Regions from separate parts of the Mus musculus genome. Here region 1 is linked to region 2. The links are chromatin loops, found by intact Hi-C in ENCODE. Cell type or tissue: left cerebral cortex. All regions are shown on one strand. Each heading gives the region's core, and the rest is flanking DNA. Links, peaks and the distances in the headings are about the cores only.

The links. Hi-C counts contacts between places; a loop is a spot of excess contacts. Peaks named below come from ENCODE experiments on the same cell type or tissue, not always from the same donor. Only the 100,000 strongest peaks of a DNase experiment are listed, where the experiment ranks them.
Region 1: a loop joins it to region 2, with 2.2 times the contacts of the local background. A loop is called at or near these places in 3 of 42 quality-filtered maps.

The regions. Positions count from the first base shown.
Region 1 is chr2:179,063,383-179,075,313 of GRCm38, reverse strand. No RefSeq gene overlaps it. Among named protein-coding and RNA genes, the nearest start is that of Gm35948, 29 kb to the right of the region's middle. In left cerebral cortex, for the core only: a CTCF peak has its summit at 4,759 (motif pointing left); a DNase peak (open chromatin) is centred at 4,759.
Region 2 is chr2:179,205,929-179,217,859 of GRCm38, reverse strand. No RefSeq gene overlaps it. Among named protein-coding and RNA genes, the nearest start is that of Gm35948, 170 kb to the right of the region's middle. In left cerebral cortex, for the core only: no CTCF peak of the experiment used is centred there; a DNase peak (open chromatin) is centred at 7,304.

The DNA of each region.
Region 1 (11,931 bases), core at 1,630-9,629, 140 kb after region 2:
GTAACTTTGTCCCGCAAGGGGTTGATGTCACGAGGTGGATGGAGCCTGTCCGTTTTCTCCAGTGTGGTTTCTCCTGACTTCGCACAGGACACAGGTGTGATTTCATGCACCTTCTGCTTAGATGTTCATTTCCATCAACACCCTCATAAGCAGCGATTATTTGATTATCTGTCAAGTCTTTCTTGTTGGCCTTTCTCAGGGTCAGCTCAGCCCTCCCCCTACAACCCCACACCCCCGTATGCAAGCATGCCATGGCTCACAAAGATGTGATTCTCCAAGATGTGTTGTAGAGACATCATATAGCTGAGTTGAAACCTGCTAGCTGTTGTGTTTCTAACATGAGCTAATGCTTAACGAAGCTGATAGATATTTTATGAGGGCATTTTACACCTCTGCTTGTAGGTGAGATTTAGCTAAATTCCTTTGTCTTGCTTGGTCATTGCCCTACGCTGGCCTTAGGGTTGTCCTCACCTTGTAAAATTAATTGGGAGCATGTTTGTGTTGTTACATTCTTGTGAACAAGAAAATCACCAGCTTCTTTACGGTTCAATGGCCCTCATTCACAGCTCCTCCTGGTCTCCGTGATGATTTTGTGAGTGAGAGTTGTCTGAAGCTGTGGAGATGAGGCTCTCAGAAAAGGCAGTGGGATGTAGAGCCTTTCTGTGAATCCTGCTGTGTCTTGGGATTGCTCAGTACCTGTTTTCAGAGAATCACCATGAAAGAGAAGGACCCCGAACTTGGCATCTGGCCTGCAGGAGATAGTGGTCTTCTGGGATATTAAAGTTCAATGGGTAAGAAGCCTGAAAAAGAGAGACAGAACCTGGGGCCACTGAGTTGTCTCAGCTGCAGAGATTGGAGGCTAGAGCTCCTAGAGCCGGTGGGTGAGGGAGAGGGCGAGCATCTATAGCAGAGAAGGCAGGCAGAGGAATTCTCCTGATTTGTGTGAATGTCCTATTTTCAAGCTCCCACCAATGTCCCATCTCACTTGCCCCAGGGACACAGCCAGCCCCCTTCTATTTACTACACAAGGCCCTAGGCCTGACTGAAGAACTGGTTGCCATGGATTTCGATTAGCTGAAAGTTGGGGCTTGAATAGCAAGCCTCTCATTTAAAGGACACCCAGACAGATAAGATGGGCTTTTCAAGGCCAAGTGAGCTGGACCAGGCTTCCTACCCCTTGAACTTGAACATCTCAGAAGACCATTGCCTCCTACAGGGCAGACCAAGAGCATAACCTGGTCTTCAACCTCCTGGTCTAGGATCTAGACCTTGCCCATTAGACATGGTGAGTAAGAGATGTTACATTGTTTCTTTCATTTGCTCTCAGTTTGCTTTTGTGTTAATGTAACAGACCTTTTACTCTGGAGCCCAGGGAAACACATTTGGAAACACATTTGGAAACAATGAAATTATTTTTCAAAGTAGTTCCCATCCTTGCTTTGTGTATTAACTTCTTATCCTTCCTGCTTCTTCACCCTCCGCTGCCAGACTCTCTCACTCGCATTAAGAAACTTGTGTCTTTGCTGCCGTGACCTTTAACTGCCATGGGTAAGACAGGCAGGTAGTGAAGAGCTTTGACCAGGAGAGTGGTGTCTTTGTAAACTTGTGTGAAGACACAGTCGATGCTGTGAACACTCTCATGAAGCAGGAGTGGGCGAAAATGGGGAGTTCTCATCACCATCCCCTCAAGCCTCCCTCTCTTCCTGACATTATTGAACCTTGAGACTTCAATGGCTTCAGATCTAGCTACATTCCCATCGATAATCAAGATCATGTGTTTCCTTGTTTTGTTAAAAACAGCAGTGTTAAAAAATAAATCATTAATTCTCACCTATAGTAACATTACTGTCTGACCTCTTCTCAAGGGAAAGAATGTCTCGGATCATTGAGTTTGCCACAACACAGAACAAGTGCTGTGGCCACCTGAAGGAAGGAGGTCAGAGATGCTGTTCATATCTTGCACTGCCCAGAACACTTCAGTAAACCTATCTGGCATGTGATATCCTTTCCAAGCCTCTGTGATTTCATGTATGTATGTATGTATGTATTATTTACAGTGTGTGTTTGTGTTAACATGCTGTTTATGTACTTGTTAGTGTGTGTATGTATGTATGTATGTATGTGTGTATGTATTATTTATGGTGTGTGTACATGTGCTATGTACTTGTTAGTGTTTGTGTGTATGTATGTATGCATGTATGTATTATAGTCTGTGTTTTTGTGTGTGTGTACATGTGCTGTGTATATACTGGTTATTTGTATGTGTGTGTGTGTGTGTGTATTTTTGTAGTGTGTGTGTGTATACGTGCTGTGTGTGTACTTGTTAGTGTGGGTGTGTGCATGTGGAGGGCAGAGGCAGGCATTGGGCCTTTCCTCTATCACTCTCTACCTTTATTTTCTGAGGACAGGACTCCCTTTCACAGAAACTGATCTGGCAAGATTGGACTGCCAACCAATGAGTTTTAAGGATCTGATTTTCCTATGTTCCCTGTCCCACATGCCTGGTGCTGGGGTTACAGGTGTGCTCTGTCATATGCCCAATGTCTTAGATGTGTTCTGGGGATCTAAACTCAAATGAGTCCCCCCTAAACCTGTGTATTTTGGTAAGGATACTAGGTTTTTTATGAGAACATTGTGTTCAAGTCCCGATCTGGCAGGATGTCATCTGATTTGATGACACCTGCAAAGAACATATTTTGAAAGGGGTGCTCTCAGACACCAGGGTCAGGATGGACCATATCTCTTGGGCAGATGCAATCAATTCGGGACAGGGAGTTGTGCTTGGGAATTGGCGTTCATGTCTGAGGCATTTTGCAAATAGCTTTTTAAATGTCATCTTTGTTTTCCAAGCTTGGGACAGGTCAGCCTGTCTATGGTTCTGGTCTGGGCCACTCCAGCCCCTCCTTGTCTGCACAGCTGATTACATTCCCCTCTTCCCTCATTCCCCAGGTCATTCTGACACTGTGTACCTCTCCCCATGTTTTCTCACAGTGGGGGTTCATCCCAACCCCCACTTCTACCCTTTGCTTCTTTCTGCCCATCTATTTGAATTCTCATTGTTCCAGGTTCTGCTCATTGTCCCTCCCCAGGGAGAGCATCTCTGACCTTCAGAGTAATATGTCCTCCCTGGAGCTACTCACCTTCTTCCCTCTCTTATGTGGCACCTTATTGCTACCACATGAAGAGGCTCTGAACTTGCTCCCTGCACATCTCACCCATGAGATACAGGGTCCAAACAGGCAGAGCCCTGAACTTTGTATCTGTCCTTATTTTAGACCACTTAGGACCTACAGGGTTCATGAATATTCACGGATCAATGACCCTCTTTTTTGAGTTGTTCAAGTCTAGGGTAGACCTGACTCTGTGTCACAAAGTGGGACCAACCAGGCTCTGCAGAGATGAACAAGTAGAGTCCATTACAATATGCATCCAAGTTGTGGGAGATTTCTAGTAATTGTTTAATTTAGAAAGAATGGAGTGTGGAACACCTGCTGCTGATAATATATAGCTCCTATGTTTTCTTAAATTCAATTACGTATCATCCACTAACGAGTCTCCATGTCTCTATCCCACCAGTTCAGTCATTTATGTAATGTGTTCCTGAAAAAACATGATTTTTAAACACAAATCAATTTATTCAGTAATAAAACTTTTATCATTATGGTAAATGGGAAGGCAAATGGATTTGCCATCTACAATAAGTAGGAGTATTCCTCGAAGCTAAATATAACAAAATAAAATAAAACAGAGTAGCACTCGCTGCATTATGACTGCACTGCAAAGGTTCTGGATACGAGGTTGGCTTTCAGGCAGCAGGAGTGAGGTGCAGCTCTGTACCACAGGGGAGCAGGATGTTACTGACTGGAGCAGGCAGGCTAGATCTAGGAAATCTGCCTAGAGAGACCATCACTACTTCAAAGTAAAACATTATTGTGTTTTGTAAGTTCACATGAGGTAAGCTCATATGCATGTATATGAGTGTCGGCTCACATGAGTTGATGTGTATGTATGTGTGTGTGTGTTCCTAAACACCTTTGTGTGCTTGTATGTGTAAGGCATCCTTGAGTGCATGCATGAGCATGTATGGTTACAGGTATGCTCATGAGAATGCATGTGTGTGTGTTCATAGACACCTTTACATACATGTATGTGTGTGTTTTCATAGGCACCCTTGAGTGCATACATGTACATGTGTGTTCACAGTTCCAGTCTATCACAGCTGTGTATAGAAGGGTTTGTAGCTCACAGTCTCTGGAGTACATAGTTTATCACAGCTGAGTATAGAAGGGTTTATAGCTCATAGATCCAGAGTATAGTCCATCACAGGTGGGGAAGCTATAGGAGCTTGAGGCAGCTGGTCACTTTGCATACAGAGACAGGAAACAGACAGTGATGAACACTAGTGCTCATTGCCCTCAGCACTGGTTGTACTTGTTGCGTCCTGGTCTGCCACCCTGTGAAAAGTTCCTGCCTGGCTCTCCCCTTTCCCTGGAAGAACTCCCTTGCTATGCATTCTACTACATTGAACTGAATACTCTGAAGCCATGAGCCAGATTGCATCTCTCCCCCATCAAGTTGCTTCTGTCACATATTTGGCCACATGATGAAAAGTTACTGAAGGAAATTAGTAGCAAAGAAATGGATCAATTTCTGTGAGTAAGCCTGAACAAGTGGTTTTTGAGCCTTTGGAGCTGACTTAGAATTCAGTGGCACTAACACAGACAAGCTGGAAAAGCCCTGGAGTACTGTAGTGCCTCCTAGTGGCTGCTTCTGGTATGAGTTTGGAAGCCAAGTATGCATATAGCCAATGAAGACTGTAGCATTCTGGGGGGAAAAATCGACCTGTGTTCTATCCATGTCCTGAAACTTTGAGCATAATTGATTGAATACAACAGTAATGGACTAATGTATTTGATGGGGAAGAGAGTAGAGAATTTGTTCAGCTGTGGGGACTCTAGTTGAAAGTGGGGAGTAAGAGGTAGAAATAGTTGGAAAATGTGCAACTTGTCCAAAACTAAGTATAGACACGGTTAAAGTTGCAGACAAGATGGCTGTAATTATCAACAGACTGGTGCCATTAAAGAGAAAGTGTGCTTTGTGCTATGACAATAGGAAATGTGTCTGGGTTGAGAGTTGACCCATGGGAGGCTCCAAGGTAAAAAAACAAAACAAAATAAAAACAAACCCAAAAACCAATTTGGAAACTCTCTTTAAACAGTGAGAGCTACAGGTGTGTGCTACAGGAAGAGGGATGCCTAGAGAAACATTCTCAAAGGTTCAGCCATGTGTGCATTCAAATCTGCTGAGCCCTGGTCCAAGGGGACTTGAATACTTCTCAGGACAGAAGCCGAATCTTGAAGTATCCACACAGACCTAGCCTTTCAGATGTGCAGCATAAGGTGCTGTAATTCTGCAGAGATGTGTAACACAATTCTTAAAGAAACCATGTGAGTTCGGGCAATGTGTAACCTCTCAGACTCCCTGAAGGGAATGTTCCAGCTTGTGCTTGAAGCTGGGAGGGGAAGCTGAAGTTGTGAGGGAGACAGTGGCCCATTCTGTAAATGATTGGAATGTGGGATGCTGGCTAAGGGAACCTGTAGTCAGCAAGTAGAGCCGGCCCAAGCGGGAGGACAAACATGCTGTCTGAGGGGAAGTCAGTGGGTCGAGCTGTCTGAGCCCACTGGAGCGCACATCGTAACACCACTTGCCCTGAATCAGGAACATGAAGCTTCAGGATTTAATGGTTTCCCTGTTGGGCTCTGGTCTTTCTTTGAACCAAGCCTTTCTTTCTACACTCCACACTCTTCCCTTGGGTGTGGGATGTTTATTCTGTGCCATTATATATTGGAAGTATGTAATTTTCATTTTCATTTTGCTAGGATCACAGCTCAGAGTTTGCCTTGAGTCTCAGAAGAGACTTTGAACTTTGGACAGTTTGAACAGTGTTAGAATGGTGAAAGCCGTGGGGACCCTTCAAGTTGGAACAAATGCAGTTTGCAATATAAGACTGCCATGAGCCTTTGGGGGACCCTGGGCAAGTATTATGGTTTGAATCAGAAATTTCCCCCATAGACTCACAATTTCTGTCAGGAATTTGCCCATAGTGATGGAGAAATAACAATGCACGGGCCAGTGACTTTTTCCTTACTACAGTCCCACCTGTTGTTAGCACCTGGCACAAGAAAAATCACTTCCCATGCCCAGTTGATAACTGAATCAATAAAGAGACTCCAGCCAAGCAGGGTACATATCAGCTACTCCATGGGTTTGCTGCTTATAGAAAATTGAATGGGGATGGGGGAGAACAGGAGGGCAGAATAGGGAAGAGATGGAGGGCTTCTAAAGGCTGGGAGAGCCTACCTTCTATACCTTCTATGCTAGGTTGAGGATTAGAAGAGAAATATTTGTGGTAAGATGTGTAAACCTGTCACCCCACCCACATCAGATGGTAAGCATAGGACACTGCTAGGATCACCACCTACTTACCTGGGTGACTGAGACCCAGGCTTAGACATAGCTGAGTCTGTGGGTTCAAAGTGGACTCTAGGATCCAGGATGCCCTCTGTGCTGTGGGAGGAAGCAACAGATTCTTATACCTCTAAAAACATCTCAAGTGCCACAGCAGGATTCAAGAGAAGTCAGGAAGAAGCAGAACATCATAACTCAGAGGATGGGGAGGGTGTAGCCATGGCAACCAGGAGCAATATTCTCTCTTCATCTCTGATGAAGGGGGTTCATTCATGTCTGGGGAGACTGAGGACCCAGAAGCCAACAGGATAGTGTTTTTATTGTCTGCTAACGTAAGGGATTGACCCTCTACCCACCCCAGGAGCTGATGGCATTTAAGAAAATCAGCCAAACAATGCAAAGCACAGAAAACAGAAGGGTTGGTTGGCTTTAACCATGGGGTAATTTCCCATCAAACTTTTACCCAGCACAAGTATTTTCCAAACACTGGGATACTTTGCAGGGATACAAAGAAGAACAAAAGCTTAGCCCAGATAGAGTTAGAAGATGATTCTGGAAGCTTCCAACTTCACTGTCTCCCTCATTTCCAGGTAATTGTGGCCAGCTCTTCCTCGTGTCTGCACACATTTTCTCCTAAACAGCTAATAAATGAAAACATCTCTATGCAGAGCTGTTTTCCTCTGATGGAGAGATTTCTAAGTCTGTCACATAAGTCTAGAAGAAATTGTCTGCACAGAGTTCAGGTGTGAGGGCAAGAGGCAGATATGTTTCTGGGGCAAAAGATGAGGGGAGGTGGGAGGGGATGCAGGACATGAGGCAGAACAAAGTCACCCCACCAAGACTTATCTCTGGGTACCTCCTTTTCCAGACCCCAGGCACCGAGATGAGGGAGTCTGAACCCTGCTCAATTTGCTGAACAGGCAACTCCGACCCTTGGGAACTGTGGTTCTCAGGGTAATCTTGTTCCAAGGACACAGCCAAACATGTCTGCATGTCCAGTTACTTGCTGAGGCAGACATTGGCTGTTGACCCATTCAAGTCCATGGCAACCCTTTCAAAGCAGAGCACCTGGGCAGGTAAAACCCTTCATGTAGCCAGTGCCACAGCAGCCTGGTGTGAGCATCCAGGTTGGGGCTGGAGATAACATCCAAACCCTGAGGGCAGAAAAGGGGACGAGCATGCAGGAGAGGCCAGCAGAAATGGGGTGAGTTATGACTAATTCCTTGAGACTGAGGCAACACTCAGGTTCTGGTGTCCTAGGACTGTGGAGTGCTGAGTCACAGGCTGGGGATCCGGCTGATAATGTGATTGATACATTCCTGGATGACCGTGCCCTGCCTTGTGGCTTCCACATTCAACTCTGTAGTCTTTCCAGGAATACTAGACCAGACCTGTGATTCTCTAACAAGTCCACATCTGCTTAAACTAGTTGTGGGGACTCTTGCTTACATCTAAGACCCCTCCTCTTCTGGAATTGCCAGGTGTTTGGCTTTTTTGAAAAGTGAACATGTTTAACATTGAGTGTAGATGCAGAGGCACTACCTGCCTGAGAGTGTCCTGGAGTGAGAAGGGCCATGCGCTGGCCACTGAGCCACGTTACCACCTTGCCTGGCTTAACTCTCTCTAGTGCTTGGCTTTCTTTAGTACCTGAGCTCTAGTTTGACCGAATCATGGGTATTTAGAGTCTTTTTGTGTGGCACACACAGGAGCTCCAGAAAATTGTCTGCCTTTATTTACTTTCTTTCTCGAACAACCACCACATCAATAAATAGCCTTATTATTCTCTGGCTGATACAGTTAATTATTTTTAAAACACAAGATTGTCTATTTGTATCTTGTGTTAGAAACACATGAGATTGACCCAGAAAAAAAATGGACACATCACACTGAGATTGATTAGAAATTCAGAAATGCGGATAGATATTTTTTCTCACTGATGGAGCCCCTAGCCTATGAGCTGTGGATAAACCGTTTGGCCATGAAAAGAGTCGATGGAAACACGCATTAATCTATCCGCTTTCTCCGTGACCAAGGCTGTTAACTTAAGAGCCACGAGGCCAGAGAAGCCATCGATGGGGAGCTACTCTGATAGCAAAGCTAACAGAGATCTCCGTGGCTCTTCAGACACCTAAGTAGATTAACCTGTGTATTGATTACCTGGCCTGCAAATTAATGAGTTATCCCCATTAATTATGTGTGTATCTTCATAAATGTCCTTAGACTTCCTAGTCTAAGGAAGGAAGGTGTGGGGAACCAAGTGAGATCTGTAAGTTTATTCTGAGGAACTGATCTCCACACTGCTGGCCCAGGACATGTTCTTGGCTTTCCCCCTCATAGGTTCCCTTTCCCAGCAAAGAGAGGATGGGCCAAGATAGACTGTCCCTTGGTCTCTATCTTGGCTTCCCTAGACAGCAGACTCCAAATCTGGCCACACCTAAGTCATCTCAGAGGGCTCTGGAGAAAGAAAGAAAAACAAACAAACAAACAAACAAACAAACACAAAGCAACAACAACAAAAGAACATTGTTATTGTAGCCAACACTTTGAAAATACTATTGGCCAGCCCTCTTTATTTAAAATTAGTACATGTATTCATTTACATCCATGGGTCCTTCATTAAGTATGTGTGCATTTGTGTATATATGTGTGTGCAGTTGGGTATATATGCATCTCTATGTGCACGCACCTGCATACATATACTTGTGTGCAGGTCATAGGTCAACTTGCAGGGGTTTCTTTCCATCATGTGGGTTCCAGGAATAAAGTCAAGTCATCAGGCTTGGCCGCAAGCACCTCTACCTGCCTAGCCATCTCCCCCTCTCCCTCCTGCCCTTTCAAAAGCTGTTCCAGTACACAGGCATGGTTAAAGCTCCTTGTGGCTTTTCCATCCTTCTACTTGGACTATGGCTCTTTGCCCTTACCTACATTCCTGATTCCCAGATAAGATTGGACTTGCTGTTGGTGTGAGGAATGGTGCTATAGTTGACCACAGCCTTGGCACAGGCTGCCTTTGTGAGTGAGCACGCTGCTCGCAGGGATGATCTTGGAACTGGGGACTGCTGTGGACTGTCCCTGACACTGAATGGGAGAAATAAATGATTCTATGCAGTCTAAGCCTGGCTTGGGAAAACACTGAGTTCATCTGTGCTGACTCCCTGGAGCAAGTGCATTGATGAGTGGCTGTCCCAACATAGAATTGTCTCCCCTGCCATTTGGGAGGGGCGGGGCTTCAGGTGTCTAACAGGAAGCAGCCTACTTAGTGCAGCCTTGTGCACCCTGGAAGCCTTCCCTTCCCTCCACTAGGGCATGCTAGGTGCCCCTATCCTGTGAAGGTCTCCTGTGGGTAATCACAGCTGCACCAATGTTAAAACAGCAGTTGTCACGCATGGAGAACACTTCAAGGCAAATGTTAAGTCACTGGGTCCATCTGCCATCCTGAACCAGGAATTTTGGAAGTTTGAGACTCCGTAGACTATCCGTCTCAGTTCTAGGGGAAGGGAGACTGGTGGAGGGTGCCCCTTCCGAGTGCATGCTCCAGCTTTCCCTCTTCTGTTCTCAAGAATTGTTGGAGGTCTTTGTTAAATTCAGCAACCTTTCCTATGTATTTACACAATGGTCATTTCAAATGAACTGTGTAGAAGGGGTGGCATCCACGGGGCATTCCTCAGCATTCAGCGCACAGTGAGGTCCAGGAGGCACAGGCTGTCTCGGCTCCATGTGATCTTGGCTTCTGGTCACAGCGGGTCCTTATTTTGTTTCTCCCCTCTCTGAGACCCCGGTGATACTGATTACAGAGTTGAAGAGGGGGGCAAAATGACTGCTTGGGCCACACCAGCTCCGAGATTCTGTACTTTCACCTCCGTGGAGGGTGAGTTCCCACACCTCTCCTGCACCATGAAATGGTAGAGAGAATGTCTGAGTTCGTCTGGGCAAGCACCAACCCGAGCTTGTGAGTCTGGGAGAATAGATGCTTGCAGCAGCTTACTTACAGAATGATGTCTTGCATATCAAAGCAGGAACTTCTCTGTCGCCTGGGGGGCTCTTTCTCTATTTATGAGGCCATTTATCTTTTATCTCGCCCCTGTGAACAGGCAGTGAGATCCACAAAAGACGACATCATTTGTTCCAGTAGCACTCAGACGGCAGCACCATATAAAAGGAAAAAGTGATCCTGATTCCTGCATTCTCCCCACTGTTTGCTATAGATATTTGAAAAATTCTAATTTGCTTTGATATTGAATTAGCTTTGTTTTTCTGCTATGAGTATAGAAGTGTTGGATAGAGAGAGTCTGAAAATTAATAATTCATCTCTTCTTATTTGAGGCAGAGTCACTGGAAACAAAATTAGAAAGCAGCCCATGGCTTGTAGGAGGGCAGGAGTTCAGTGAATATATGTATGTCCATGTGAGCCACCATGCTGTGCAACTGTACTTGGCTGTCCCAGCTTTCCAGATGTTCGAAGGAGCCATGAAGGAATGATCTAAGATGTTCCTGATCCAAGCACAGTGCATGGTTTCAGCGTGGCTGGCTCTTGTTTTTAGTGAATTTGGCTCAGAGAACAGAGAGTGCCCAAAGCTTCAGGAGTCACGGCGTCCCTCCGCTAGGTCTCCTGCTGGTCTCAGAGATCCTGTGTGAGTCTTCTTGCTTCTGGGCACCTTGGTTTTTTACTCATGCTTGTCCTAACATTGGTACAACCCAAAGAACTCAAGACAGGTGTAGGAATGCTGATGGAGACTGTAGCCCAGGGCATCACATATAGAGAGAGCCTTATAAGCTTTTCACACAAAACCAAGACAGAAATGCACTAAATGTACAGTCGATATTGTAGGAAAGAAAATCAGAGGCTGGAGAGATGGCTCAGTAGTGAGGAGCACTGGCTGCTCTTGCAGAGGACCCAGATTCAATTCCCAGCACCCACATGGTGGCTCAAGACCATGTGTAACTCCAGTTCCTGGAGAGTCAACAGCCTCTCCGTCTTCTGTGGACACGGCATGTGGGTGACACACGAACACAAATGCAGGCAAAACATCCATATACACTAAATTAATTAATTAATTAATTTAAAAATAAAGAAGCCACTACTATTAAAGAAGAAGCTTGCAAACACTGGCACTCTCTGTTCTCTGGGCCAAACTCACTAGAAACAAGAGCCAGCCATGCTGGAATTGTGCACTGTGCTTGGGTCGGGAGCATCCTAGAAGATTCTTTCATGACTACATCGAACATCTGGAAAGCTGGGGCAGCCAAGTGCTGTTGAACAGCCCGGTTATTCAAATTGTCACATATATATTCACTGAACTCCTGCCCTCCTACAAGCCATGGGCTGCTTTCTTATTTTGGTCCCAGGGCTGGAGTTTCTCATTCTGGATGCAAATGATAGACTCACCTGGGAATAGTTTAACCCACAGATGCCCAGTCTCACACCTGTCTAGTTAAGTATCTTTGGCTGGGGATCGGGCATTA
Region 2 (11,931 bases), core at 2,456-10,455:
AAATTGGTGGGTGAGTAAATGGGTGGGTGAATGTTTGGACAGGTGGGTGGTTGGGTGGGTAGACTGATGAGTGCATGGGTGGTGGGTAGATGGAGTTTATTTTCCTTCCCCATTCCTAACTTCCTTATACTGTTATGAAAATCTCTTACTAAGCATGAAACACAAGCTTAAGGGAGGTATGCCCACCCCAGAGCTTATTATTCATCTGACCCAGGGAAGTAAACCAAAAAAAGATCAAGGTGTGTGGCAGGAGATTTGTGGTAGGAATCGAGTAGTCATAGATGCATGTCAGGAGGTAGGGGAACTGTACCAAGAACACCTTTGATGGGAAGCAAGCCCAGCAGGTTTCATCTGCTTGCCACTTCCCTAAAGTGCTGTCTCAGGGACCTAGCCACCAGGTACATCTGAGGAGCCCTGAGTATAGGTAGAGATGGGGGGCAGTGTGTACCTCAGATCCAGTGTTGAAAGTTACTTTGTTAACAGGACTCAGTGCATGCTAGTATGCATTTATTCATAACAGCCACAGTCTGGGTTTTCACCACAAGCTTTATGGGGTTCTTAGAGCTACTCTTCCATTAGGAGACTCATGTGGACACATTTAAGAAGCAGGAGCTAAAATCTGCCATTTATAGAGAATACCTCCGCAGAGGGAGAAACTCGTCCAACATCCCACACTGTAAATGAGTCAGGGGTCAAGTTCAGGCAATCCTACACTGAGCCCACAATCATAACCATTCTACCAAATCCTTCCCAAGAATGAGTGAGGTCCCAGCTTAAAGTGTCTCAGGGACCTCAGAAGTCCATGATGAGCTCTCATTAGATACCTCGTAGGAACAAGCTGCAGAGAATGTTCCTATTGTGCCCTGCAGTCTACGAGATGCTGAGGACCTTTGTATCTTGTTGCCATGGATACCACTCCCCCTCCTCAGGTAGGAATATTTTCTGTATGCCTGGAAAATAGTAACTCAGTTCTATCAGCCAATTACTTTAAAGACAAAGCTTTTCTTTATTAGAGGGAAAAGAAAGACTTAAAAAAAAACAACATGTTCTCAGATATCATACTTTGTGTTTAGGTAATTTAATCTTAAAGCTGTTCTGTCCTGGGTGCAGACTTCCAGGAAAGCTCTGTGTGGGTAATGTTGTAAAATGCCCTGACCCATGAACTGGGACAGAAGGATGAGCTCAGGGGTTTTCTGTTTAGCAGATAAGGAATTTAGAATCTCATCCAGGAAGGCTCAATATCACATGGACAATTTAGCTGTTGAGCAAAGGTAATAAGGACCAGTGGACAGGAAATTTGATCCAGTGGACAGGAAATCAGGATTGATGGGCATGGGATTCAGGACTCGTAGACATGGAATAAGGACCAGTGGACATGGAATCAGGACTGGTGGACAGTGAATCAGGACTGGTGGACAGGGAATCAGGACCAGTAGACGGAATCAGGACTGGTGGACAGTGAATCAGGACCAGCAGACAGGGAATCAGGATTGGTGGAGAGGGAATCAGGACTGGTAGACAGGGAATCAGGACCAGTGGACAGGGAATCAGGACCAGTGGACATTGTTTTGCTCATGGAAACAGCAGCTCAAGAAGAGGACTCAGGAGGCTGCATGGTACTGAAGTCAGCAAAGTACTTGTGTTCTGAGCTGGAGGACCAGAGTTCATTCTGACAATCCCATGTCAGAACGGTGGGAGTGGCAGTGAGCACCTGTCACCCAGGGCTGGGGAGACAGGGATAGGAGGATCCCCAGGCTCAATGAGTAGCCAATAGAGTATAATTGGTGATCTCCCGGCCAGTGAGAGATTCAAAGAAGGTGGACAGTATACCTGAAAATGACGTCAGCGGTTGCCCTCTGGCCTCCACAAGTATCTGCATACATGCTCTGGTATATCAAACATACATGCACACATACAGACACTAGTATACACATGCATACACAAAATGATGCCAAAAAAAAATCACTGTACCCACCAGCTCCAAGCACCTCAGGTCACTAAGGAAGAATGATCTAGAAGTCAACAGGCAAGAAGCTAGCCTTACAGTCTCCAAATTGTTTCCCAAAGGACCTGGTGAAGCTCTGAGCCTGCAGGTCTGAGAAGCTGTAGGCTTAGAAATGATATTTTTTTTCCTTAGGATATAATTTCAATGTGGTGAAACTCAGTCTTTTTAGTATGCAGTTTTGTGAGTTTTGACAAATGTGTCTTGTCATGCAACCATCAGCATAAGAACCCCGAGCCTCCTCTCACCTTAGCCCCTGGCGATTTGGATCTTCTCCCTTCCCAAACCTGCCTACTTGGGTGTCCAGTAAATAGAGCCCTATAGTGTGCAGGTCCTGAGCCTGGCTTCTTTTGGTAGCACAGCAGCCTGCTGAGGCTCACCCACCTGAATCAGGATTTCTCTTCTTTCATTACAGGCTTGTATCCTATGCCATCTGTTTGTCTATCCACTCCCCAGTGATGGGACACTCACGAATAGATGTGATGTCGTGTGGGTTTCTGTACACAGATATTTTTATTTTTACACTGGTGATGTTGGGTTGCTGGTTGAAGAGAAGGCTTGGTTTTATAGGAATGAGTGAGCCTGTGCCCTTTTTCCACCAGCACTCCTCTGATTGGTTGCTTTCAGTTTCATCACCCACGATCACATTTAAAGTAAGAAGATAGCAACCAAGCTTCACCGTTGAGAACCAAGCTGACTCAAGATTTTCTCAAAGGTCCTGATGAGAGGACAGAGGGGACTTCTGTTCTGTGTCCTTGTCCAGGAGTGGACTTGGCAAGGTCAGGCTAGGCTGCAGCCAGTGTCTTGGAGGAAGAGTCAGGCTGTGACATCTGGAGACCGATGTCTTCTTCCCTCAGGGCTGTGATTATCATTCTCAGACATCTCTGTCTGCAGTAACTTGTGTTCTCTTTGCCTACATTGTCTGACGTAGCTCTCGGATGATATTGGCCATCTCACCCCCTGCAAATAATACATAAGATGTCATACTTTTCTTAGTAAACTTGCTTGGCATATCTCCTCAGCGTATGCAACAACCCCCGGTCCCAGAACTTGCTTTTATCTTTTTTATTTTTCTTTATTTTCTTATTGCTGCTTCTCCTCCCCCTTGGCACCTCTCCATTTGGAACCCTGAGTCCTGTTGGTTCAGGACACTTTGCTATCTGTGTGGAGGCTGTAGAGTTTTAACTGCATGGATGATACCATTGTTTGGATGCTACGGATACTGACCGAAGTGTTGGTTACCTAAAACCCTAGCAGAGCCAACAAATGCAATACCCATGAGGTCCTCTTTTGATCTGAAGAAGCAAGGTCTCTATGTGGAGAGACAATTAAAAATGTACCCTAACACTAGGTGTTGGAAGCGAGTCTTAGAGGTAATTCTGCATGGACAGTGTTGTGAAGGCTGAACGAGAGAATCTCCATTGGAGCAGGAGGGTTGGGGTAGGCATAGAAAGGTGACAAGGGACTGCAGCGATGGCTCAGCCCTCACAAGCATGAAGACCTGAATTCAGTCCTCGAACCAATGTGGTTAAAGCAGGGTGGGGTGGTGCCTGCTTATCACCACAGTCCTGGCTTCACTGGCCAGCCATCCTGGCCTGTACCACAAGCTCCAGGCTTTTATAAAACGATGGACAGCTCCTGAGGCATTATAGCTAGGGCTGACCTTCAGTCTCCATGCACATGGACAGATACAAACACACATGCCCCACCTCCCCAACACACTCAGGAGGCAATTGTAAATGAACCAGTGAGGCTGCAAAGAGATCGGGAAGGGGGTTCAGGTAAAAAGATAAGTGAGCAACAGCGGTTAGGGTCATGTGCGGCTCATAGGAGCAGAAGGCTGGCATAAGCAGGGTGTGATGGAGATTACGGGGCTTAGTAAGGAGGGGAGAAGACAATGGTGGCTGCTGCATCATGAAACAGGATTTGGCCTTGATTTATCAGGGGTCTGCTTTCTCAACGTCCTGCCTAACTTTTGGCATTGGTGTAGCTGAGGTCACTGAAGTCCGCTCAGAAGAGGTACCTGTGAGGGAAAGAACTTGCTGATAGGTTTGGCTGGAGGCAGACAACGCATCGTACCATCCAGAAATTTCTAACATTTGCATCAGAGAAATCTGCTCACACACATTTGAGCTGTGTGTGCAACGTGGTCATGTATGTACATGTGTCTGTGTGTATGCATGTGTGCCTACGTGGATGTGTGTGTGTGTGTGTGTGTGTTTGCTTGGGTGTGTGGAATGAGTACAGGTGCCTCCAGAGGTCAGAGACATCAGATCTCCCTGGAGCTATAGTTAGCTCCATTAGCTACCTGCCTGACCTCTTCTACAAGAGCGGTGTGTTAACTGCAGAGTCATCTCTCCAGCCATCTACAGAACTTAAGAGCCACGTACAGCCCCGTGCAGGTGTGAGCTAGTGATCCACACCTAGAATCCCAACGTCTGAACAGTGGAGGCAGGAGGATCACAAGTTGGGGCTAGTCTGACCCGGAGAGTGAGCTTGAAGCAATAGCCTTTCTCACCAACACAAAACAAATGGACAAAAAAGAACTGTCAGACCATTCGCCTGCTCTTAGATCACTTTGCTTTGGGTTGTGACCACTTCTCACGTTCCCTAAACACCTCCTGCTTAGCTTCCTTTATTGAACAGGAAATCTATCCCAGCATTGATCAGATTGCTCCAGAAACACAGCTGCCTTCCCATTGATGTAGAAACTAAATCTATCTGCTAAGACTAAATCCATGGTCTGCCCAACGACCAAGTCCCCTGGGTTCTCCCTGGAGTGGGATGGTGTGTGCTGAGTCCACAGCAGGGTTTGTCGCTCTCAGAGCTATCACATGGCATGTTTCTCCAGCCTCAACATTGAGAATTTTAGGACAATGGGGCCTTGAAGTAGAATGTGGAACCTTGTTTTAAGCATCACAGGAGAATGCTTGAAGTCTGTCTGGTCCAACAGGTTATGCTGTCTGTCCGTATGTGCCACCCTGAAGTGACTGTGACATTTCCCTTCCACCTTGTTTTCTCCTAGATGTGAATGACTCTTTGCCTCTGTACAGACATCCTGCACCATTCTGATGTTTCTGGGGAAGCTGCACGCAGTGGGATCTGAGGGGTTACAGGAGAGGGACCTGACAGATGGAGTCGGGGATGCTGGCTTGCAAGGACAAGCCAGGGGTTATAAAAATGATCTGCATTCCAGAAATCCAAAAGCTGGGGCCCATAGGAGGCACATTGAGAGTCAGAAGCATAGAGCCCAGTTGCTGAGAAACATCCCATGCTTCTAAAACCTCCCTTCTCTGGTAAGACTTGACATCCACATGTCAGAGAGACAGAACATTGGTCAACCAGTCAAGTGTGAGGTCCAGCCCTGCTCAGTGTGGTGGCTTAATCTTGGTGTCAACTTGCTTGTATGTAGAGTTAACTAAGAGATGTATTTCTGGGTTTTCAGTGAGGGTCTTTCCAGGAGGGTCACCTGGATGAGGAAGACTATCTCTCAGAGTGGGTAGTACCTCCTGGCAGTGGCCCACATATAAAGAATTCCAGGAAATCGTTTCCCTGCTTCACATCTCGCTGGTGAATGCATCTACCACATTGCTGCTGCCATCCTTTGCTAATGTTAGAACCAGGCATCTTCAGCCTTCTAATGTGGACTGGAGACCGGAGGCTCCTGGGACTCCCCCAGGTCGTCAGCACTGGTTTGTCACGGGCTGTGCAGCTACCGGCTTCTCAGTGTCTCCATTGTGCAGACAGCCATTGTTAGACTATCCAGCCCATTCCCTGGAGGCCAGAAGCTCCAACAAGCCCTTTTAATATATGTGCATCCTATCATTTCTATCTCTCTGGAGAACTCTGACTAACACTGAGACATGGGTCTGAGGGACTCTGCAGCTTGGTCCCGTTTGTTTACTGAGATCAACTTTGAGAGTCTGTGCTTCCCCGCTTGGGCACCATGTCTCCCTGCTTCACATGATCATCTGTCGAAAACATTTTCTTCGTAATCTCTTACACCCAGGACCAGCCACAGCACAGTCCTTAGGCCACAGGGACGCAGCCTCTTCTTATAAGTAAATAGAATTTGACTGGGACATGGGAATGTCTGTGTCTGCCCTGACAGAGATGAACAGCCATGATAGAAACATCTGGTATCTAACTCTGAGATGTGTATTGTCTCTGACTGACTTCTACAGCACAGAGCCACATCCTAATGACAGGTGCCATCTACCCTCAGTGTCCCCCAATGCTTAGGGACAGTGACTAGAGGACAAGTCTGTAGGACTGTCGAGAGCTGGGTGGAATCTCTCTCCATCTCATCCCCCAGATGCCTGCCCACCTTGGGTCATGCCAGCCCTGTCTACCTTGTGATTTCTCCAGTTACAAGCATGAACTTGGTGGAGGCAAGGGTGAAAGGCCTATGGCGGGTCACCTGTGGCTCAGCAGGGCTCCGGAGGAATCAGGGAACTGCTGGGAACCCACGCACCTCTGTGGTGCAGCCTCTTTGGCTCCAGAGTCCCTTTTTTTTTTTTTTTTTTTTTTTTGGCATCTCTGGTAAGCTTTCTAGTTGTATGAAACTCTCAGTATTTGATTGGCTCTGCCTGTCCCAGTGAACAGGTGCTTCATGGAGTCAGGGCAATTGCGACCTTAACGATTTGTACAGATGAGCCACTTGAAGCTGGAGGGAGGTACAGTCCTGAAGCTGAAGGCAGCAGTTTAGCTGCCAGCCCGCTCCTCCTCCTTCTCATCCTAGCAAGCGCAACCCTACAGCCTCTGTCTGTAAGAAACAAAGCTTAGCTGGGGTGGGGTCGGAGTTTGGAAGTAGCATGTCCAGCATTGTTTGCATTCATCCTGGCTCGCTCTTTTGCTGAATTCGCTGAAGGAAGAGAAACTCACCCCACGGAGGGAGATATTGAGCTTCCAAACCCCAGCAGTGCCTCAGCCCTGAACTAAAGGCCCAAGTACATTTACGCTCCAAGGAGTCAGGCCAGTGAATCAGAGACTAGTGTAATCAGCTCAGAGGAACAAGCTCCTGGCCTCCAAAGTGTCACAGTGTGGGCTGGGTGCAGCCAGAGCTGCATTCGCTGGAGGCTCTCGGGCGTTCTTAGGATTAGACGGGTTTGAGAGAGCACTGAATTGTTCACACATGAATGTTGATTCTGGCTGACATGGAAGTCTTCCCTGCCTGTACTGGGTGCTGGGTGGGGAAGGCTTGGGAGGAAGAGTGGGCTATGAGGAGAGTCTGTTCCTCATTCACTCTGTGCCTGGAATCCACTCCGCCATGTATGCACTGGCAGCTACACTCAATGGCAATGCCAGCATCTGCTCAGCACACACATGGCTGTCTGTTTTTATGGTAATGTCTGCCTGTTTCCTGACTCATATCCTCCCCGTGTCCTCTCCTATCCGATCTGTATTTCTCATCCTTATCATCTTCTTCCTGTCCCTTTCCCTCCCTCCTCTCCTCTTCCCTTATCTGTATCTGGCCCTATCCTGTCCTATCCTGTCCTCTCCTATCTGTCATACCCATCTCATCTCTGTGGCTTGCACAGATCTGTATCTCTAGTACACCACGGGACTACCAGCTTCACCATAGTTACGCCGTTTTTATTTGTCACCCTTGTCTATACCTGTGTAATTATAACCAAGCACCTAGCACCAAGTACTGGGGCCCCCATTTTCCAGAAGGACACAGCTCCTGACTTTGTGGAATTTACAAACCACCTGGAAGTCAGAAGCGGAACTTGTCGTCATCGTAGACAGCCACCCAGCCAGGTTACCTCCACAGTGAGCAGTATGTGAGGCACCCATGCTTGCGTGTGGTGGAATATCACGAAACAGTTCCCAGTAAGAGGGGGAAGTTGCAGACTGACTTAGGGCAGAGCTTAGGAGTAGTTTTGAGTCCCTCGGACTGGGAATGGGGTTGAGTCTTTGTAGGGTCTTAAATCTTCTGTACTGGACTACAAGGGGAGAATCTCGCTCTGTATGAAGAATAGAGGGGCAGTGTGGAGAGTGCCCCCTGCCTTCATAGCCAAACACCGCAAACTCATATCCAAAGACACCCCAAATCCTCAAACTTGTAGAGCCATCCTAGGTCTTGGTCCTTCCTGGCTTGGGTCTTTGTGAGTCTAAAGCTAAGCCCCATCATCTCCTCACAGCCCACTTTTTAGAACACGGAGACCTTTGCAAGGGATCCTGGGAAAGGTGACTTCTGTTAGAGGAAGGCAATTCTCTTCTGTTGAAGTTGATGCAAAGTGAAAAAAGACCCCCCCCCCCATGTCTGTCTCCTGGAGTTTCTGGAAGAAGCCAGGCTCCACACCAGGCTCAATTATGAAAATTTCCTCATGAACATTTCCAGCCTGCAATGCCTATTTAATCTGAGGACTGTGTATAATCTGTAAATTGGATGAAGAGAAGCCATTGGGCTCTCAAGCACAGGATCTAGAGTACCTGGTGCTGCTCTCTGTTAGAATGCTCACACGTCACACCCAAAAATGTTGGGAGAGAAATGCGTGCAGGGGAGACTGAGAGGGTTACCCTGAGCCGGAGCAGTGTGCTTTTCTTTCCTCCAGGCCCCTCCCACTCCTGTTATAAGCTTCTTGTCTCATTCCTCTTTCTTGGGGCTCCCATTCTTTACTTGGCACGGAGATATTTGACGAATTCTTTTTACAATGGCGTTAAATGCAAAATTGGGCTAGAAGCACTGCAAGGTTTCCTAGTCTTAGACTACCTTTTACAAACATGACTTTTGCACTGAGACCAAGCAGTGACTGAAGGTTCTGAAGTTAGGGTTGAAAGTCCTAGAGTGTCAAGAGGACCCAACCCACTGCCCCACTTGCTTCCAGGAGGCCAGTTAACAAAAATTTACACCAAGCAGTGTGTCTGTTTCCCTTCCTCAGGCTGAACAACTGGTGTGGGAAGAGGTAAGGCCTCAGAGGAACAGATCATAACCTCTATAGTCACCTCCCAGGCCCAGAGAACTGCCTCCTGCTGGCCAGGATAGGGAACCAACGGCAGAGGGGACTCCCCGAATCTCCAGGGAAGCTGTTGTATTAGGAGGCAAGTGGGTCTTAAACAACAGGTTCTGAGACAATAAAATGCAGGCAGGTAGCCTGGAGTGTGTGTGTGTGTGTGTGTGTGTTGGAGATGACCTAGAAATAGCAGACAGGGGGGAGATGGAAAAGAAGAGGCTGGCCACTGGTGTGAGTGAGTGAGAACAGGACATTGTGTGGCCAGTGTCCACCCTGGGGAATACTGGTGCTGGAGAACACTCTGTGTCACTATAAGGTGAGGCACTTGAGACATTTGTCCATCAATAGCTGACCAGCAGTGGCTGGGGACTGCCTGATAGTTCTGCTTTGGAGTGTTCAGGGATGAGGTCTATGGAGGACAGAGTAGAGGCCCACAGCTCCATGACCTGTCTCCTTATCTAGCTGTATCCTCTTAGGATAGGATGCATCCAAGACAACGCAATGTGGTGTCTGGTCATACCTCACAGTCCCCCATTACCATTTGAAGGGTGCATCACCTCAGACCTCTGGTCATCCCATTCTTTCTTGGTGTCCCATGTTGTTTTCAAGGTTCATGTTGTCTTTTAAATGTTATATGCTCACGCTGGGATTAAAACTGCATATTCCAGCTCTGGATTCCTCTCCCAGGAATGTTAGCTAACAGTCCAGTCTCCTAATGCTGTGTGTCTTTTTAGCAGCATGTAGTCCCCAGATAGCGAGCCTTTGCTTAGAAAATCCATAGCTCTGAGCACAACCTCCCTGGTGACAAGAACCTGCACTTCACACTGGGAACAAGCATGTACCCTGCTCCTTTTGAGAGAAGAGTAGCTGGGCCATGGACGTGTGATGTGTCCAGCTTTTTGTGGGAAGCAGCATTCCTGGAGGGACATGGAAGCGTGTGGGCTTCAGTCAGACTGGCTGTGGCATAAAGCCCAAGAGTTCCTCCTAGAAAACCATGAATAAGTGCTACGAACCTAGACTTCTACATGATTCTGCTTGGACTCAGCCAAAGCCATGAGAGGGAAGGGATTGGAGGAGAGAAGGGAAGGGAGGAAGAAGAGAAAGAAAGAAAAGGAAGGGCAGGAGGCCATGACCTCGAGTTGGGCTTTGCTCACTGGAAGGCTATAAGCCTCAGCCCAGAAGTAGTTGTCTGTCTTTGACCTCCTTATAGCCCTCATTACGGCCCTGCTCTTAAGGAGCGGGTCCAGGACAAGCCCGACAGAAGCAACAAGAGATGTAAGGACGGTGGAGAGAAGAGAGAGGAGCCGCAGAGTGGATGGAGCAGCCCAATTGTCCCCGTGGCCTCAAACAGTTGGAAGTGATGGGTCCAAGGAACCCCTACGGCTTCTTGGATAATTATCCAAATTTGGATTGCTTTGCTGAAGGCATTTCTTCCAGGAAGCTTGGCAGGGGGTGCAAGTGCAAGAGACATTTCCATCATGCAGAGACGATCAATTGTCGGGTTTTCATCAGCTCTGTGACAGGGAGTTTAGCCCACAGCCCCCCTGCCCCCTGTTCCATTTGTGTCCAACAGTGTCTAGAAGCATTGTGTTCCTGTTCTCGTTACTGTGTGACCCCTGGGATGCATTGTGCTCTGCCATATTTAACTTGGCTCAGTCCCCTAAGTAGGACACAGAAAGGAAAGGGACATCAGTGGCGGACTAGGGACATGCCTGGTGGGCTGAGTGGAACCCAGGTTCTTGTCACATGACCTTTCTGGCCATTCCTGAGGGCCGTGATAGTCAAAATAGCTGAGCTGTACACAAACAGCCTGGAGACCACAAACTACCATGCAAGTTGGAGATGGGATGGCAGCCTTATTTCATAGATCTGCCCCAAATCATAGATCTACTAATATTGGAAATGGGTCTAGAACTCTTGACCCTGATATCTGGATTCAGGGGAAGTGATGAAGCTTGAGGATGGGCAGGAGACAGAGCTACTATTGAGTGACAACTAAGTTGGAGCTGGTTCAGACCAGTTCAGAGAAGCTCCAGACTGCAGCAGATTGCAACACTGGCCTGTCTTTGGGGCCTTTATTTTGTAACTGCTTGCAATCACATGAGCGATTTCATGTGAGGCCGGTGTCTGATTGTCTGCTCTGCAATGGGTGTGTGTGGTGTATGTATGTGTGATATGTGTGTAGTATGCATGTGTGATGTGTGTGTGATATGCGTGTATGCACAGGAGGCCACCCAAAGCGAAGGTCTTGGATGAGTTCGGTGGAGGCAGCGGTGCTCCTGGGTGGGAGTTAGTGCTCTGACCGCTGAAGAAAAGCTCATTCTTTCTTCCCCAGGCCCTTCTCGCCTTAGCCCAGTCTATCCACTCTCTTTACCTCTTTTACTGCTAGTGAGCTTGCAGGGGTCTGACTGGGCTCCTCCGTGGTCCCAGGTCAGCCACATCCTTGGCTTAGAATTCCAATCTTTGTTGTTTTACTGCCAAGGTAGCACTGTAGCACTTGAGACCATTATCCCCTCTGGACATTGCTGTGGTGAGTCTGTCTCCCTTATGTACCTGAGACACTCCACTTGGATCAATAATGCTACTCTGGCTGCCTCCTCTGTCTCTCTGGTACCATTTCCCCATGCTGTCTCCTTCTGTTTCTGTTGACTGGAGTTTGGTCTGAGTGAACACTGAGGCAAACTCCCTTCACCGACCATACTTCAGAAGGACTCACCAAGATCTATTTCTCCAGTATGAACATCATGTCCCAGAGGGCAGAGCTGATGATGCCAGCACCTAGCACATGCCCTGGAGAGAGTAAGCGCTCGGAAAGTGCTATCTGTGATGGTTCCCACCCCATCCACCATAGGAGGAGTGGTGTGGAGGGAAAGAAATTGAGGTCTTCACTCGCTCTTGAGACGCAGAGAAGATGCAACTCTCAAGGGCCATGAGACATCGGAGCACAAGGAGACTGATAGTGAGCATGGC